2 separate regions of the Mus musculus genome follow, and region 2 is linked to region 1. Evidence: chromatin loops called from intact Hi-C (ENCODE). Cell type or tissue: heart. All regions are shown on one strand.

Region 1 (2,500 bases):
TTAGGGGATTGCTGCCCATTTCAAAGCACAGCCTTTCGCCTCAAAAGAGCAAAGTTGGAAAGAATGTGCATGGAATTTATAAAGCTGGTCGAATACTTCCCATTTGTGTAAGATATACCTAAAAATAACTCATAAGATGATATAACCAAGGGATCAGGAACTAGACACATCTCTGACAGGCAGACAGACAGAAAAGGGGACCTTAAAGAACAAAAATGGCAAATTTCTGGCTTTTTCCTCACCCCATCCCCCACTCCCCCCACCTCTACTCTGGCTGCAATGACCCATTTCTGGATGCTCAAGGCCAGACAGGGATTTGTTTACCTATAGCTATGGGCCTATCAGATACTCTTCTTTGTAACTGACCAATCCTAAACTAGGGAAAGGGGGACTCATGGTTAGCCTCCAAAATATTTCAAAACCCAAGGGGAAAAAGTGTTGTCCTTTTTCTGCTTCGGTCTGGATGTGCCTGGCTATGTTTGTGTGCTTTGTTTGTTTGTTTTTTAGAGACAGGATCTCTCTGTGTATCCCTGGTTCTTGGAACACTCTATAGGCCAAGCTGGCCTCGAACTGAGAAATCTGCCTGCCTCTGCCTCCTGAGTGATAGGATTAAAGACATGCGCCGCCACCACCCGGCGGTGCTTTTTAACTTTTATTAAAATTTGATACCTGTTGCTGCTACCTACTGTGTCTGAGGTTTTTATTTATTTATTTATTTATTTATTTTTTTTTTTTTAAAAGATTTATTTATTATATGTAAGTACACTGTAGCTGTCTTCAGACACTCCAGAAGAGGGAGTCAGATCTCGTTACGGATGGTTGTGAGCCACCATGTGGTTGCTGGGATTTGAACTCTGGACCTTCGGAAGAGCAGTCGGGTGCTCTTACCCACTGAGCCATCTCACCAGCCCTATTTTTTATTTTTTGTTTGTTGGTTTGGTTTGGTTTTTTGAGACAGGGTTTCTCTGTGTAGCCCTGGCTGTCCTGGAACTCACTCTGTAGACCAGGCTGGCCTCGAACTCAGAAATCCACCTGCCTCTGCCTCCCAAGTGCTGGGATTAAAGGCGTGCGCCACCACTGTCGGGCCAGATTATTTTCCTGTTGCTACCTGCGGTGCTGGTCCTGTCTCACTTCTTTAATTGGCAAAGGAGATTGAACTCGATCCAGACCCTAGGACGATATCTCCGCCCTTTGTACAAGGCTAAATGCAAGCGTTCAGGTGGCGGTGGGCTCTTGCACAGGATGCCATACCTCAGGATACCTGCGGAGCGAGAAGTTGTCATTTTTAAACGGTGGGAATAAAGTTGGCTTGCTTTATGCACTCATGGATTGGTGCCAGCTTCTGTCAGTCAGGTCTGAGCCGGATGAGAACTGAAACCCTGTCCAATCGAAGGCGCCGGGGTGAGAAACGCGCAATCGGGCGCATAGACAAAGGGAAGGGGGCGGGCTTTGGCGGTCCGGCCTTTGTCTCTGACGTGACAGCATACCACCATCTTGGGATCTGGAGCCGGTGTCCCAGGTTCGGGGGACTCTGTCGGTACCGGCACGGGTCTGCGCCGCGCAGCGAGGACGCGGGGTGTCTCGACTCCGCCATGGTGAGCGCGGCGTCCCCGCGGAGCCGGCGGCTGCAGAGTCCGAAGCCCGAGCCCTCCGCACCCCAGCTGTGGGGTGGGGGCTGGGCCCCCCGAGTGTCCTGTCGCGTCCCTGGTCCTCGCGTGGGGACTCGAGTCCCGCCGCTGTGCTCTCCCTGGCTGGGATACTGGAGCGCAGGTCACGGTCCTTGGACCGAAGTCCCCCGCGGGGTTTGGGGCTTGCGGCACATTCTTGCAACCAGCTGTTCTGAAAGGACTTGTGTCAGCTGGACAGTGCCAGCAACCGACCCCCCAGGTTACCTGGCCCCAGTGAAGGGTTGCCCCAGGATTTTCCTGGCCCCGCGACTCTGCACGACCCAGCCCCATCACCTTCAGCCCTGTATGCCCCTTGCTCTGTGGCTTGTTTCTGAATTTCAGGATCGCACTGAAGGGTGTTCTTAACTGTACTGATTTTAGTATTTAGTTTTTAACTGTACTGATTTTAGACGCTAGTCCCTTGATTTCTCACCTTTTCCCCTCAGGGCATGTATTTTCTTGGGTCCCGTTCTCTAGGGCATGGGTTGGAATCTGAGTACCTACCTATTCTCTGAATACCTTACGTTCTCTGTGATGGAGCCTAGGAAATGCATACTAGGGAAGTGGCTCTGTCGCCAGCCCAGCCCCCACAGAACAGGAATGTCAATGCCTTGGGCTGAGAATCTAGGTGTCCAGGTTTCTTCCCAGAGGCAAAAAAAGAATTGAAGACCTAGGGACCGAGAAAGTAGAGAAAGGTAAACCCCTCACCTCTGCAGAGGTGACAACAAGCATCTCTTGAAGCAGAAAGCCGCCTGGCAGGCGGAGGGGAGGGATGGATCTCCCTGAGCACATGAACCAGCACTCTGCTTCCCTGGCCGTCTTTCTTTCCCCAC
Region 2 (2,500 bases), 82 kb after region 1:
GAACAATCTCTAGATGGGAGGGGTCGGGCTCTGGGGTGAGGAAGAGTTCAGTAATTTTTTTATCTTTATTCTTCAGAAGAAGAGGGGAATGAAAGGAAATTAAATAAAATAAAAGGTTTAAACTAAAAAGGCCTGGGACTGAGACTGCAAAGAAAACTAGCCCGGGCATGCCCGAGTCCGTCTTGAAGCTAGGTCTCCCAGGTCTCCCGGTCGTAAAGAAAGGGAGGGAATAGGAACTGCTTCTGACGATCTTGGCTGACTCTTTGACCATCTGGCAGCCCGGCGCCTCCTGCTTGCCCCCCTTTCTATAGAGAGCATAGTTAAAAGCTGAAACATTAACCAGATGCATTGTCGACTCTGATAAGCCCCCGGCTTTAGAATTCTTATACGCCCCGGTACTACTCTGCTCACTACCGCGCCAATTCTTCCTAGACCCTACCCTATCAAAACCCTGAGTTTTTGAGTCTCAGGGTCGATTCCTCTGTCTCCTGAGTGAGATACGTATTGATTGACCCGGAGCTCGGCCATTAAAGCTGCCTCAAGAAGGTCTCTCATGTTTCTTTGGGTGACCCCGCGACCTGAGACTTGAGTGGGGGGCTCCTTCTTGGGGTCCTACAAGATGGCTCAGCGATTAAGAGCACTGACTGCTCTTCCAAAGGTCCCGAGTTCAAATCCCAGCAACCACATGGTGGCTCACAACCATCCGTAACGAGGTCTGACGCCCTCTTCTGGTGTGTCTGAAGATAACTACAGTGTACTTACATATAATAAATAAATAAATAAATCTTAAAAAAAAAAAAAAAAAAAAAAGAGCAACTCAGGGCCTGAAGAGATCTCACAGTCATACTGCTTCCCCCTTGCCTTCTGCTCCTCGGTACCACGTCACAGTCTGCACCACACACATCCAATGCGTGGCTATTCCTGTACCTCAGCAATTTTAAGATTAAGTCTATCAGATACTTTAAAACTACTGTTTAGGACAAGGAACTGAATTTTTATCTTCCCCACTTCCTCCAATTAATGCGCAAAAATATTTAATCCTCGGGGATCCTTTCAGACCCACTAGTCTCTCATCCATCCTAAGGATGGGTTCTATCAACATCTCCCAAGTCTATAAAGTTCCTGATTGGTGACAGCCAGGACACTGACAGGCCTATCCCAGAGTGACAGACAGATGGAGAGTCACCCCTACTAGACCCAGCTCCCTGCACCCAGCTTCCGAGAGTTTCCAGACAGGGCGCAGAGTTCCCCATCCCAACCTTGCAGGTAAACGGAAGCCCAGAGTTCCTAGTGTGACACCGGCGCTGAAGCGACCCAGCGGTCAGGCATTCCTGTCTCTTGCCTGTGGGTGGCAGAGCTGTGCAGGGCGTTGCAGCCAGCTCGAGTCCCCACGCATGGTCGGGGCGCGATAGGACGCTCCGGGGTGCCCTGAGCCCGCCCAGCCCCCATCCCACAGCCATCCACACCGGCTCCACAGGGACGCCGCGCCGAGCTCACCATGATGGGACTGGGAGCGTCCTGTGACTCGGTCTCCGCCACCAGCACAACTTCCCGCAACGGACGCCTGGGGACCACAGGACCCAAGATGGCAGGCTCAGACCTCCTCTGAACTTTCTAAATCCACCCCACTTCCTCATTTCAGAGCGGTCCTGTCACAGGGCCTGAGTGACAGTCAAAGTCACCAATCGATGACGGAAGGCGGGGCGTAGCAAAGGGCATAAGGCTGTCTGATCATACGGAAAGTCTTAGCGGACAGAAAAACGGTATCACAATAATTTATTTTAATTCCCGTGAAGTTTTCTTACTGTGATGTGATGTATGTGTCTCTGTGTGTGTCTCTGTGTTTCTCTGTGTGTGTGTGTGGCGCGGGGGGTGGGTGGGGGGTGCTGACCTGTGGATAAATGATAAGATTAAGCAACTCTGACCCAACCCAGACCGACTCTGACAAAACACATACCAGAAAAAAAAAAAAAAAAAAAAAAAAAAAAAAAGTGCTGGCTGAAGGCTACCTGGGCCCTCTGGGGAACGAAGGTACTCTCCAAGGATGACCCGATATCACCCAGCCAACCAGACAAAAGGTCTAGCCATCCATCACCAAGTGCCTAGAAGCTGTTACTGTAATCTGCCCTCTAAAAAAAAAAAAAAATGTATACGGTGCTTGTAAGCTAGAACCGGGATCGCCCCCTGTCTCTTGCTTGAGAGACTGCTGAAGATCGATCCCTGCGCACCAGAAAAAATAAACATAGATCTTGTCTCACTTGGGGTCTTCCAGCAGGTAAAGCCCCTCTGGGGCTTTACATGAGAAGCATTTTTTTTTTTTTTTTTTTGGTTTTTTTCGAGACAGGGTTTCTCTGTGTAGCCCTGACTGTCCTGGAATTCACTTTGTAGACCAGGCTGACTTGGAACTCAGAAATCCACCTGCCTCTGCCTCCTGAGTGCTGGGATTAAAGGCATGAGCCGCCACGCCCCGCTGAGAAGCAATTTTTTTCTTTTCTTTTTT

What was found. A loop is a pair of places that touch in the nucleus more often than their neighbours do. Peaks named below come from ENCODE experiments on the same cell type or tissue, not always from the same donor. Only the 100,000 strongest peaks of a DNase experiment are listed, where the experiment ranks them.
Region 2: it touches region 1 in a loop (3-fold over the local background); 6 of 42 quality-filtered maps call a loop at or near these places.

What each region holds. Positions count from the first base shown.
Region 1 is chr9:22,306,644-22,309,143 of GRCm38, reverse strand. It overlaps Zfp810 (zinc finger protein 810), which reads left to right and starts at 1,506. Exons shown (of 8, transcript NM_145612.2): 1 at 1,506-1,595. In heart, no CTCF peak of the experiment used is centred here; a DNase peak (open chromatin) is centred at 1,393; H3K4me3 peaks cover 1,521 bases; H3K27ac peaks cover 1,370 bases.
Region 2 is chr9:22,224,830-22,227,329 of GRCm38, reverse strand. It overlaps Zfp809 (zinc finger protein 809), which reads right to left and starts at 1,618. Exons shown (of 5, transcript NM_001164624.1): 1 at 1,498-1,618. The coding sequence starts at 1,500. In heart, CTCF peaks have their summits at 1,345 and 2,196; DNase peaks (open chromatin) are centred at 269 and 1,639; H3K4me3 peaks cover 1,991 bases; H3K27ac peaks cover 1,246 bases.